2 separate regions of the Homo sapiens genome follow, and region 1 is linked to region 2. Evidence: read pairs that join two places in POLR2A ChIA-PET (ENCODE). Cell type or tissue: B cell. All regions are shown on one strand. Links, peaks and the distances in the headings refer to the core of each region. The heading gives the core; the rest is flanking DNA. Region 1 has its middle 8.0 kb from the start of DLX2. Region 2 overlaps GORASP2 (golgi reassembly stacking protein 2).

Evidence for each region. Peaks named below come from ENCODE experiments on the same cell type or tissue, not always from the same donor. Only the 100,000 strongest peaks of a DNase experiment are listed, where the experiment ranks them.
Region 1: POLR2A ChIA-PET joins it to region 2 with 5 read pairs; 1 of 35 experiments calls an interaction of 5 or more read pairs at or near these places.

What each region holds. Positions count from the first base shown.
Region 1 is chr2:172,090,631-172,099,211 of GRCh38, forward strand. No RefSeq gene overlaps it. Among named protein-coding and RNA genes, the nearest start is that of DLX2, 8.0 kb to the right of the region's middle. RefSeq lists an enhancer at 521-1,694 and a silencer at 8,483-8,581. In B cell, for the core only: no CTCF peak of the experiment used is centred there; DNase peaks (open chromatin) are centred at 3,431, 4,911, 5,431 and 6,291; H3K4me3 peaks cover 2,259 bases; H3K27me3 peaks cover 5,000 bases.
Region 2 is chr2:170,947,742-170,952,741 of GRCh38, forward strand. It overlaps GORASP2 (golgi reassembly stacking protein 2), which reads left to right. Exons shown (of 10, transcript NM_015530.5): 2 at 609-689; 3 at 1,798-2,001; 4 at 2,463-2,549; 5 at 3,587-3,717. Among named protein-coding and RNA genes, the nearest start is that of GORASP2, 21 kb to the left of the region's middle. In B cell, for the core only: no CTCF peak of the experiment used is centred there; a DNase peak (open chromatin) is centred at 2,880; H3K27ac peaks cover 1,297 bases.

The sequences.
Region 1 (8,581 bases), core at 1,386-6,385, 1.1 Mb after region 2:
CCACCCCAGATCTCGCAGCCGAGCCGAGGCAGTCCCGGAGAGCTGCGGGCCCAGACAGGCTGCCAAGCGCTGTTCCTACTTCTCCCGCACTCGCCTTCCAGCGCTGCTGCCCGCGGGAGCTGGCCCTCCACCTTTGGGGGGTCTTTTCAGGCGCGCGGTGGGGAGCAGAGCCCGGAAGGCAGTGATCTGTGTTGTGACAAGCACCCATTTTTCAATTGGTGCTGGTGAAAGATCAGATGCGCCAGGCTCTTCCGACGCCCTTTGGGAAGGGGAGGAGGAAGTGGTGGGGCTGCTGGGGGTGGGGGGAGGCGGTGTGATGGAAGCAGGGAAAGTAGTCGGGGGTGGGGGAATGATGCCGGGGACCTCCAAGCCCCTTCCAGGCCTGAGATTGGGACTTCTCCGCAGCACCTAGAAGAACCAGCGCTGATGGGAGAGATCAGACCTCAGAAACCAGGATGTGGGCAGTCAGATGGGCCTCAAAGCTGAGGAAAGAATGAATTTCCCAGCTCCCGCGCGGGGTAGGGGGTCTTCCTAGGTTCAATTTCCCCTAGGAGATGTGACTTTGCTAGTGCGAAGATTTCTGTCCGGCATCTGACTCAGGTCCCCCAGACGGCAGCTAGGGCCCAATGCCTCAAGCTACAGGCAAAATCTGTTTGGTCAAGCGGATTGTAATACTTTGAGATATTAGCTTATACTAATTTAATAATCTCTTGCTAACAGTTCAAATAGAGAAATTATTAGTTTTAGCTCAACGAAAACGGTCTTTAGTTAGGCTTTATTATAATTATAAGCGGTTGTACTTTTTAAAAATGTTAATCTCAATATAGGCCTAATTAATGCTGCCTTGTTACTGACAAGTAGTTCATCAAATATCTGATTCAAAGATTTTCATAATGAGTATATTAATTAAACTATGAATAATCTAAAGGTGGTTATATTTAAACAATACCTCATTATAATGATTAAATACTGATTTCGAATATTATGTCTTAACAATTGTCACTTAGAAAACACAACCTTTCCTTATGTATGAGTCTGTAATGGCAAAATGCAATTTTGGGATTTTTTTCCCTTGTTCAAAAAATGTGAAACTCATTTTAAAACACTTCTGAAATAGGTTACACACAGCTTAATGATTATCAAAATGACTCTTTTCTGCAAAAAAAGACCCCAAAGTGCGCGTACAGCTGCAAACCCAAGAGGGTCAGCATCATTTCACTGTATTCTCTTCTTGATTACAAGCCGGGCCCATCAAACACAACATAATTACAGTAATTTCAGGTTTATTTATTCTAATGCAGTTTCCCCATCTCTCTGGTAATTATGAGCAATTTTTTCGCCCAGGGAATCTTTTTGCATTAACAAAAGAGATAACGCACTGAAAGCCAAATTTGCTGTGCATTGAGAAAAGGAAAAAAAAAAATCAAATAGGTGCGAGCTGCCATCTCTGCAATTCTCTGGTACCGGAGCCGGCAAATTGCTTGCAGGTGTATGGAGCAAGCTTGTCAATGGCCAGGCCTCCAAATTAGCAAATGCACAGCAGCAAAGTAATGAAGACAGACTTAGCAAAATTGCCAAACAACAGATATCCCTTTAATATCTTCTCTCACCCACACTAGCTCTAAAAAGGGGTAGGGGTAGGGAGAGAAGCAACAGTCCCCAGCCCCCTCCTCACTGGTCTTGGCTTTCAGGAGCCTGGAGGGGCTGGGTAGCCTTGTGAGTGGTAATCTAATTGTGGGAGAACTCATATCTTAAATCGAGGCACTATTTAAAAATATAAAACTGGAAACGTTTATAGTTCACAGCTTTTCCTCTCTGATCATTATGTTTTATTTTTATTTCTTTCTTCTGGAAATCTGCACCTGGGCTGGGTTAGATATAATAGCTCTTCAGCCTTCTTGATTCTGTACGAGTTTTTAGAGCCACAAGAAGTTTTAAGATTCCCCCCACCTATATGCACAGAAGTGTGAATTTATTCATAGAGAGTCATCTGATGTAGAAACTAACTGAATCTTTCACCTTGAAGAAATTGTCAATTTCTGTCACCCCAGGAAAGGTAGGTCTGTGCGCTGGATGTGGAACCCGAGATACTAGATCAAGAAAAATTGGGAGCAAAGAAGCAACCCAGGCTTCCTGGCTTTAAATCTTTATCCTGGTATCCATCTCTTCCTTTCTGTATCTTTTATAAACTGATTTCAGAATTACCTGGTTTTTGTCATCCCACCGCCTGGATTAAACACCCTTGAAATTATAGGCTAACGCAAACTTTTCTGCTCTTCATCCCGCATGGCCATAGGAACCTCCATCAAATGCAGTACAGAAGGCGAGGGTCCTTCCCTCCCATGCCTCAAAGAAATCCTCCTCCGGTCCCCAGCTCCACAACAAACCCCTAGCTCCAGCGTAGACAGACAAACGGCTGTAAAAAGTGCCTTCCCCAGGCTCAAGAAACATGTCACCCCCACCCACCGCTTTCCTACCCCCTCCCTCATCCCCCAATCTTCGAGGATTAACACTTCCTGAAACATCAAGTGTTTTTATAAAAAGGAAAAAAATAATCCTGACATCGCTGACAAGAAGTTTTGATGGAAGAATTAGCTGGTGCATACATAATCACTCCCCCACCCTCCTACTCCCGGAGCGGGAGCCACGGCGGCGGGCGCAGCGCAGCCTTCCAACCCTCTGAAAAATGAAACCGGTTTCCACCCTTACCTTCTTCAGTGTCAATTTCAGATAATCTGGACACACACTCTTTGCTACATCAAATCAAAAGGGTCGAAGGTAGCTTTTGGCTGGGAGAATAACGGGAAAGAAAAATCAAAAAAGAAAAAAGGGAAAAAAAGGAAAAATAGAAAAATACAAAACCGACCAAACCAGAGTAAAACAAAACCAGAAAACCAAAAACAATCCCCCAGACCCATCCTCCTATCTTGAGAGTAAAGAGTGGAAAGAGGTCCCCAGGACCAGGCGCCTCAGAGCGCCGCAGGCTTTTTGCAGCGCTGCGCTTGCAGAATAGGACTGAAATTTTCGGCTATATAGCCTCTGTCTTTATAGCTGATGAAAAAAATTGCAGATTATTAGCATAAATGTTTACTCTTCATTACGCTGATGACATTGTGCACTCGAGATCTTGGTAATCTTTGGGAAAATTATGAGTAATTTTTAAAAATTTTAAAGCAGCAGCAGTTACCATGCAATTCAGGCTAATTCTGCGTAGGCTCCGAACGGATATAATTATCGAGGAGTCAAGATGTTATGCTAAAAACTATGCATTGATATTCCCATTTATTATGTACATACAACTTTGACAATGTTGATGCTTGAAATAGCAGGAAATTGTCTTGCGCAAAAATTACAGTCCATATTAGGACATCTGAAATTGCGAAGAATTATATAGTAATTGCAGGCTTTCAGATGGGAGAGCCAGAATGCTCAAACTAGTGCAAATGTGGATAAAATTACAGATCAGAGCAAAAATTAGGGAAAAAGGGGGTCTGGGATTTTTCAGGTTGGCTATAGGATTCCGGAAGTGTCTAATGCCACATGATTGCTGCAGCTTTAGGGGAGACATTCATGCCTCAAATAGAGCATTGGCCAGGGTGGCTTTAATTGAATTTCTTGGGCTTTTTCTTTTAATAGGGGCGAATGAGGAAATTGGCCACCCAAGGCAAATTTTCACTGTCCTCCCGTGAACGTGCCGAGGAGAGAATCCTTTTCCCCGCGTACCTGCTCTCCCCAGTTGAATGCCCGGGAGGCCCCGAGGGGCTCCCCACCCTAAAAGCAGCAACTGAGAAAGTGACTGAACCGGATACCCCCTCCTGCCACCTCCTCCTTTCTTTTTCTTTCCTGTTCCCCCCTCCTCCTTCCTTCGGCCCCATTCCCGGATTCTGGCAAACCCCTCCACAGTGCAGCCGGGCCGGGCCCCGGGATGGGCAGACCGGGCCCAGGGGGCGGGGGGGCGGGATGATGGGGGAGCTGGCTGACTGTGCTGTCGGTGCCAGGCGGGGAGCATCTCGGGAGATGCCCAGGGCAGTTTTGGGAAGGTGGGACGTGGAAGGTAGGAGCGGAGGGTCGGACTGTCCCGCCCCGCGACCGCCTAGGCTCTTCTTTTGTCTCTACCGCCTGGAGATAGCGTCCCCCCACCTCCCAAACATTCACTTCCCACTTGGGCGGCGCTTCTCTCGGGAACCGAGACACCCTGCGACTTTAAGAAGCCGAGGCCAGACCCGCGGAGGGAGGGGGCGGGGCGGGGGCTGCCCCCCGAGCGGGGAGCGCGGTGGCGCCCGGCGGGAGAAGCCGACTGGAGCGCGGCCACCGCTCGGAGCTGCAGTGCCTCAGTCCGGTTCTCCGGCCAGAAGTCCCCATTGTTCCGGGTGCGATGATTTCACCTCCCGGGTGTCCGAGACTCCTGGACCACAATCGGGACGGAGAAGCGGCAGCGTGGGCAGCCTGCCACGTTTGCTCCGTGCGGGCCCCAGTCTGTCCCCCGGGGTCACCCGAGCGTGCTCCAAGTCCAGTCCTTTCGCCCTCGCTTCTCCTGCCCCGAAGTTGTAATCCTCTGCCCAGCACCCCCGACCCGCCTCGTGGGCCGGTTCTGCACCTTCTCCCACTCGGCACCCGACCCTCGGCCCCCATCTCCTAGCCCGGGACCCGACTCGACTGGGGACCCTCCCCAAAAGGGCCTCTTTCGGAGCGCTGCCACGCAGCCCGCAAACTGCCGGGACACTGCAGCTTGTGCGCTCTGGCCCGGGAGGACTAGTGGGGGAGCCGGAGAGGCCGAGGGAAGAAAGGTCTGTCTGGAGGCTGTCTGCGTTCTTGGCGTGGAGGCGCCGAGCTGCTCCTCCAAGACCTGCCTGCACTTTCTTTTCCTGAAACACAGTCTCCCCGCCCCGCCCAGCATCAGGCCGCAGGGCGGAATGTAACATCTTGTAATGCGGCAATCACTGCCAAACCCGTCCCCGCGAGGGGAACTCCCGCGGGGGGGGAAGGGAGATCGAAGGGATGTGGGGCCTCAGCATCCGCCTTCACTGGTGTGTGTGGGGGCGGGGGTGGTGTGGGCTGGCGGCGGCGTGCCTGGCAGATCCTGGGTGGGGAGGGAAGGGAAAGGTCGGCCGGGGGAGGCTTCCCTGGGGCTGCTTTGGGTGTTAGGATCCTGCTAGAGGCCGCCAGTCCCCGCAGGACCTAGTGCCCTAGCGCCAAGGCTGGAAGTAACGCGGCCCCCAGGATAGCGCCCCATCCTACAGCTTCTAGGATTCCTGGACCCCAAAGTTGAATTCGAAGGGAAAGGACCTATCTGTATTTTTGGAGGAGGAGAGGATCTGTAGCTTAATTCTCAAAGGAGTCTCCGACCCTAAACAGGTTAAAGCCACTGGTGGTCGCTGTTCCATGGAGGGAAAGGAGCGGGCTTTTGACTTTTGAGCGAGTTCGGGGGACGCCAGGAGTGGGGGAGTTGCACTCGAGTTTTACTGCCCGTAAGAACGACTTTTTGAGAGGGGACGGGGCTTCTTGCTCCCGGACATTGTTCTCTTGGGCGGAGGGGACCACTTCAGAGCTTCTCTTTGCACCCGCCTCTTCTGCCCCTCGTCTTCTACCACTGAACTGTTTGTAAACAAAGTTCCAGTCTTCCCCCGCTCTCTCCGCCTCCACCAAACCGGTATTTCTCCCAAATTCGCTCCATCAGTCTGGGATCGTTACACAGGGCGGATATTCACAATTTTCACAAGTGATCCTGAAAGAAGGCCTAGGGGAAGCCTCCTAAACGGTCCCACATTGCAGCAGGGCTGGTGAGGCCTGGGATCCATTCTCTCTCTTTTCTGCCCTTCCCATCCCGGAGTCTCGGGGCCGGCGGCGGGAATTCCGCGCAGCCGGAGGGGGGTCTGCGCCCAGCGGAGCGCCGTGCTGGGGCGAGGTGGCTGTGGGCAGAGCGTGCACCGGGGTTGGGGGGAGAAGGGGATTGAAGGGGCGGGGGGCGCGGGAGTACCTGGGCGGCAGGCAGTTGGCCCTGGAGCTCAGTGCCCGCGTTCTGCCTGAGTTGGGAGAGCCCTGCCAGAGGGTGGAGCGGAGAGGGCCGTGCACCCCTCACTCTTCAGCTTCCCTCCCCCTGCTTCCCAGCGCTTGTCATATCCTGTCTCTGGCCTGATATTTCACGCGAGCAATTGGAAGGAGATTACAATGGAGATTTATGTGTGTTCTGAGCACTGCTAGTTTCCCAGCGTAGAGAGCCGAGATCGCTGCTTCCCATTTCCATTTTTCATTCGCGCTTTGGGGAGCTCAGTAGAGCACGGGGGGAGCGTGTCTGCGCGGCGGCGGGCTGATCACAGGACTCCGCGTCTCCGGGCGGGCCGGGAGACTGTGAGAAAGGCTTGCCAGCGCGTCGCCCCCGGCGGGGCTGGAGCCGGCCCCCGCCTCCAGGAGCCAGGCTTTGTTTCCTCCCTTGCCTACCCCTCCCCCTTTCCGCCCCCTCATTTCTGGGACCTGGGCGCGTCCTTGCAACCCCTTCTCTTTGCCCTTCTCGTGGTCTGCGGAAACACCCCCTTCCTCTGGCCCCTTCACCCTCCTGCTCTCGGCTTCGCAGGCTCCCTGGGGAAAGGCACACCGTGGCCCGGCCCGACCCTGTCGTCACTGGGTGCCGGGTAAGGTGACTCCGGCGAGTCTGTGGGGCCTCAGCCCACCCCGGAGCTGGGAGCTCCCGCCCTCCCGACTCCCAGGCTTGGCTCATGCCAAGGCCTGTTGCGTGATTCCAACTTGGGCTGACATTCCCTGCCCCGGGCTCTCCAGCGTAGGCCTCTTAATCATCTTGTCTGCTGCAGATCCTCGACACCAGCCAATTTACTGCCCGTCTCTCCCCGCTGGTTTCGGGAGGAGGGAGGGGAGTGCGTGCAAAGGAGGGGAGGGCACAGTCACCCTCAGGAGGAAGGCTGGCACCAGTTAGTGGCACTAAAAAGAAAAAAAAAACAAAAAAAAAAGAAACAAAACCCACAGAATTTGGAGCTGGGGTGCGGGTGGTGGACAGGGATGGGGGTCTGCCAGGCAGCGGTTGCTTAGGGAAACCCAGGATCATAGGTCAATGGGCTTCAACCCAGGCCTCCCTAGCCTGGGAAAACAATGCAAAAATGCAATGGGACACTGGATCGTGTAGCCCCCCTGCTTTTTCCAAAGCCGCAACTCTCTGGACCGCATGGTTGTAAACCAGACTCAGAGAAGGCCCCAAAGCAATCTGCTCAGAAAAGTCATGATTCTCCTCAGGATGATGCCACTGAGCCCAGAAAGTCACCTCCGCCCCGTGTCTGGTTTTGGCAGATAAGTTGAAGACACACAGCACAGATGGCCTCATCCTAGAGGAGACGAAGCCTGGACCTGGCAGGCGGGGCTCTGTGGCTGGCACCCAGCCCCTCTGCAGTAGGGGAGAATCCCTTCAGAGGGCATGGCTGAGGTTCAAACCCCAGGTAGGAAGGGGCTTTCCCAGCCCCAGGATGTTGCTCTTCCACACAAAGTGAAGTTGGAAAGCCTCTGGGTAACTGTGGGTTTCATACCCCTCTCTGGGGGTAGTGAAAAAACAGTAATACTAAATATTAAATAGATATAATTTAGTGAGTTGTTACCATGTGCCAGGCACTGTTACACTGTTGCCTCATTAAATGCTCACAACTGCAAGCTATAGCTGTTAATATTTCTCCTATCTTACAGATCTGCAAACTGTAACACAGGGTGGTTAAATGGGTTCCCCAAGGTCACACAGTCAGTGATTGAAGCCAGGAAGCTTCCAACTGCGGGCCCTAGCACTTTCAGGGAAAGGCCCTAGCACTTTCAGGGACCTTCATTAACCACCAACCCCTGGCCTTTGTAGGGAATGCCAGAAAGCAGGGTCACCTCCAAAGTTGTAAGCTGGTTGTGTGGGGCCCAAGGTAGAAAGCAGAGCCCAGTGGTGTGTGGACATCCCCCCCACCAAGAGTATGAAGTGGAAAGATGCCACTCTCATACCAGTGTATATAAGTCTGTGAGTAAGTATACATGAGTGTGCATATGTGAGTTTGTCTATCAGTGTGTAAGGGTATGAATGCGAGTGTGCATGACTTCGTGTGTCAGTGTTGTAAGAGTGTGATGGAGTATGAGTGTGTGATGTGACGGTGTTCGAGTGTGTGTCATTGTGTGTGCGCCTGAGAATATTTGAGCATGAGTGTGACTGTGAGAGTGTGTATCAGTATGGGTGAGTGTGTGCTAGTATAGATGGGCCTGTGACAGTGTGCTCAGTGTGTGATTGTGTGTTTGCGCGCGCTCGAGCACGGCCCCGTGTCGTTGGGGTCGGCTTGCATTCCAGAGCAGCCAGCCATGCCTCCCGAGGGTGACTCACAGAGCTCTCAGTTCAGTCCCGAAGGGCGGTGGGACAAACGGAGGGGAAGGTTCAAAGTAGGGTTCCGACCCTCAGGCTGCTGCAGAGCTCAGGTCCCTGACAGGAGGTCCCCCGCGGCGGCTGGGGTGCCGAGCCTGGCCATCTAGGCGGGCGCGGGGGCGGTGGCGCCGGCGCCGGAGGGGCAGGGCAGGCGGAGGCTGGAGCCGCTCCGCGCTGAGTGAGTCACCCCGCCGC
Region 2 (5,000 bases), core at 1-5,000:
CTAATTGCTGAGAGGATTAGCCCCTTTCTCCCAAAAAAGGAGAAAGTGGTGCAGAAATAGAACCACAGAGGGAAAACCTCATATAGAAGATGAACTAGGCCCGGTGCAGTGGCTCACACCTGTAATCCCAGCACTTTGGGAGGTTGAGGCAGGTGGATCCCTTGAGCCCAGGAGTTCAGGACCAGCCTGGGCAATAAGGCGAAACCCTGTCTCTACAAAAAATACAAAAATTAGTTGGACATGGTGGTACGCACCTATAGTCCTCCCAGGTACTCGGGAGGCTGAGGCACAAGAATCGCTTGAATCAGGGAGGCAGAGGTTGCAGTGAACCGAGATTGTGCCACTGCATTCCAGCCTGGGCAACAGAGGTGGAGTCTGTCTCAAAGAAATAAAATAAAAATATAAATAGAAGATTAACTTAAAGAATGGGTAGAGTTTAGGGAGCTGGACGGGCATTATCTGGGAGAGATGAAGAGAAATGAGAGAACTAGCGTGTACTGTATTTCATTATCAGTGAAATTGGTCTATTTTTACTGAAAAGAGAGATTCGGCTTACAATTTTCACCTAAGCTTTACATTTTTTATTTTTGTCGTTTTTGTTTCCGCAGGTACAAGAAAATTCCCCAGGACACAGAGCTGGTTTGGAGCCTTTCTTTGATTTTATTGTTTCTATTAATGGTTCAAGATTAGTAAGTTCAACTTTCTGTAGTTTTGTCTATAGTATTTGTAATCTCTCAAAAATGGAATTTTTCAGATGACCTGAGATGGGTATTTATTAGTTACAATCATTATGTGTAGTATGCCAATTTATAGAAATAATCATGTATTAATAAACATTGAAATATCTATAATATTATACCTTATGCTCCACTGATTATCTTAGGGAAGTCTCTAGAATCAGTGGAGTCTTTTATATGTTAAATATTTAATTTTTATAAGCAGAAAGAAATAATTAAGATGTAAAAGATTGCTTTTTAAAGATGTCAGACTTCTGTTGGTTGTTGACAAATGGATTACTAGAAAGATTCATTCTCTCATCTCATTCTCTCAAACTCGTCAGTTTTCTTGGTGCTAAGTTTCACAATATATGAATAATGTTATTAGAACCAGACAGAGAGATGTGCTCCAAAGTACCAAATTAAAACCACTTTTTATACCTTGTTTAGAGTTTACCCATAATAAAGTTCTAAGATAAAGAAATTATATAATCTCAGCAAATTCTTAGGACAGTAGCCACTTGGTTGGTTTAATTTTTCGTAACAGTCTTAAGTTTTCGTTCATTACTTACAACATCTCTGACATATAAATAAAGGCCAACATCTGGCCTTTATTTGTTTATGAAATGAAATATTTAATATGCTGTTTCTACTTTCTTTTCTATCCAGCTCTTAATAAAGCATGTATTTAGAAATAGAGTCCAAAATTAAACGTTAACCCCAGTAAATGTTTTAGATTTTTATAATCAAAGTCATCACAACTTCGTTAGTAATGTGACTTCTTATGGCATATTTTGTTTTTACACATTGAAGCCCTAGATCATTCTAAATAATGTTGGGTTGCAAATTCCATAATCCATAATGAGCTATTAGAAAAAAGTCAGTTTCAAGTTGTTGCTAACGTAAGAGTTCTTAATTTCTTGACATTCTTTTACATAGAAGAAAATTTAAATGTTGGTGAAACCTTTGTTGAATGTTTTATTTATGTTGATTATTAATATTACTCTTATAGGGCCATAGGATGCTTAAGCTAACATTAAATTTTTATTTACTAAGGAATGTGATTTCTATGTGTTCACAGAATAAAGACAATGACACTCTTAAGGATCTGCTGAAAGCAAACGTTGAAAAGCCTGTAAAGATGCTTATCTATAGCAGCAAAACATTGGAACTGCGAGAGACCTCAGTCACACCAAGTAACCTGTGGGGCGGCCAGGGCTTATTGGGAGTGAGCATTCGTTTCTGCAGCTTTGATGGGGCAAATGAAAATGTTTGGCATGTGCTGGTACGTATCAACTGTGAACTGTTACTGGAGGTTCATGAAGCAGTGTGGAAAGATGTTTTAACAATGGTTGTTTCTGGCTTAATAAGATTGTAAGGATATTATTAATAGGCAATTTTTGCCAAAAATCAGCGTTCATTGCTTTTTAAGTATGGATCAATTTTTTTTTAAGTTGAGGAAGAGAAGCAAATGTACAAGTTTAAGAACTTTTTCTAATGATTTATTCATTATAAGATGTGTTAGAGTAGATAGCTACAAAAATATTTTAAATATTTGTTAAATATTATGTAATTTTTATGCTCAGAAGTTTAAAATATATTCTGTAGTTTCTGACATCTGACACATCTCTAGCAAGACAGAAGTATACAGATTTAAAAAATCAACATAATTAAAAATTGGACTATAAACCTTGGAAGATTATTTTATATATATTAATTTTAGGGTGTGTGTTTATGTCATTCTAGGAGGTGGAATCAAATTCTCCTGCAGCACTGGCAGGTCTTAGACCACACAGTGATTATATAATTGGAGCAGATACAGTCATGAATGAGGTAATTCGTGTGTTTATTCATAGTGAGAACTATATAAAATTTTCTCATTGAGGTTTGAGTTGAGAAAGATATTTGCATGCTTTGCATTTAGAGTTAAAATTTCAGTCTTTGCTGATCAAAAATAACTTAAGCCTCAGGGTGTTAAATGGAACATCTGGTAGGTGTCTTATTAGGTATAGCTGTGAGGAAAAACACATACTGTGCGGCAATTGCACAGATTTTATGTGTAATATACAGAAATCTTTGCATACCTGAAGTCTAAATCAAATTCTCATTTTCAATTGTTCATTGATTTCATTTTCTCTTCCCCTTTTTGTTCAGTGACAGCATTAGCTCAGCTATATTACATCCTTTTCCTTGTCTCTTAGCTAGCGGAAGTATACATTGCTAAATCAAAAATGAGAGAAAAGGCTGGGCACAGTGGCTCATGCCCATAATCTCAGCACTTTGGGAGGCCGAGATGGGAGAATTACTTGAGCTCAGGAGTTCGAGACCAGTCTGGGCAGCATAGTGAGACCTTGTCTCTACAACAAATACAAAAATTAGCCAGGCATGGTGGTGCATGCCTATAGTCCCAGCTACCTGGGAGGCTGAGGTGGAAGGATCACTTGAGCCTGAGAGGTTGAGGCTGCAGTGAGGCAAAATCATGCCACTGCACTCTAGCCCAGGCAACAGTTAGAGAGACCCTGTCTCAAAAAAAGAAGAAAAAAAAAAGAGTGAGAAATGAGGTGCCCAGACAACCAGGTCTTAATAATGGGAAGTAAAAGCAGAATATGTAGAACTCGGGTGTAAAAGAATTGTACTAAGAGTGCCAACTAGATCTTAAGGAACTGGCCATAAAGCCTTGTATGTAGTAAGTAGGCTTTGCTTGAATTAATATATTGAATTAAACCTGCTTGTGATTTTTATGTCTGGGGCAGGGCCCAGAATCTGTATTTTTTTCTTAGATTTCTCAGGTGATTCTGATAGCCAGGTTTGAGACACACTGTTCCAAAGTATGGTAACGTGAAACATTTTCTCCTGTGACACTTTTGCAGTCTGAAGATCTATTCAGCCTTATCGAAACACATGAAGCAAAACCATTGAAACTGTATGTGTACAACACAGACACTGATAACTGTCGAGAAGTGATTATTACACCAAATTCTGCATGGGGTGGAGAAGGCAGGTAAGGTCATTTTTTAGACTAAGTTATGACTGCTTAAACATACCAGTCAGATATGTTGCAGACATTGATTGTTTTTATTTTGAAAGAAATTACTGGTTTATTTTAAGACTCCTCTTAAAAAAAAGGGAAGAGCTAGTCTAGAATATTGAAACCAATTTTTTTAAAGTACATATCTAGGGAACATAGTATATATACTATAGTCCTTTTCTTTACTAACCTAAGAGCTAACAGCATTTCTTTTTAATTGAGAAATTATTGCGCATAAGCCATAATTATAGAAAAGCCTAGAATTTGGAAACATTCCACATGTTTTCAAAAGTTCTAATCCCATGCTGGGAAAAGGATAACTTAGTTGCTGCAGGCAGGAAAAGCTTCCGTTTGCTCACAGTATCTTTACCCACACTACCTGAGATTCTCCAGCTGAATGTTTCGCCACAAGTATTCTAACTTGTTGCAGTTTGAGAAAAGTAAGATAGATGTGTCATCCAAGAGTCTGGCCTATATGGGGCAATACTTGATCAAATTATCATTGTCCATTGCCCAGGTTTGTAAATGCCCAGAAATAGGATCTATTCGAGGCATTCAAAATTTATTCATTACAAGAGGCACTTCCTCATATAAACTACATTTGCAGAGAAGCTGCTATATTTGAATGACAAATTTTCAGTTTGCAATAGAAAAATACCCCCTCTCTAGTTAGAAGAATACTCAGGTCAGATTAGTACCACAAGAGTGCCTGCTGAGCATGGAATCAAACTGGAGGAAGAGATTCTGTGGACAGTGAAGACCAACAGCAAAGAACATCACATATTCTTTCATTTTTAATTATGTTAACTAAATTTGGCTACATTCTTTGGAAGACATTTTTTCTTTTGATGTGTTTAATACTGTCAGTTGGCCATTGCATTAGCTAGGCCCATACAGAACATTTTCGTCAGTCTGCCTCTGACCATGCATTTGGTCTTTTTGTGCTTCTGTTTTTATTCCTTCCTCAGAGGCTGACCACATTTCATTTATTAAATCTTATTTCTCTTAATTTCATTCTTAGGCTGTCTTTAAGTTTGCCCAGGGTCTTGCTGTTGCCTCAAGTGCATTGTCTATTACCACTTAATTACTTTGACCAATAAGCACCTTGTTTTCAAATGTAGCTACCTCTGAAAGGCCATAATTGATCACTATAAATTATTTAATCTTTATTTCTCTAAATCCCAGTCCAGTGAGAATTGCAGGGTTTTGTTTGTTTGTTTGGAGACAGCGTCTTGCTCTCTGGGCTGGAGCACAAT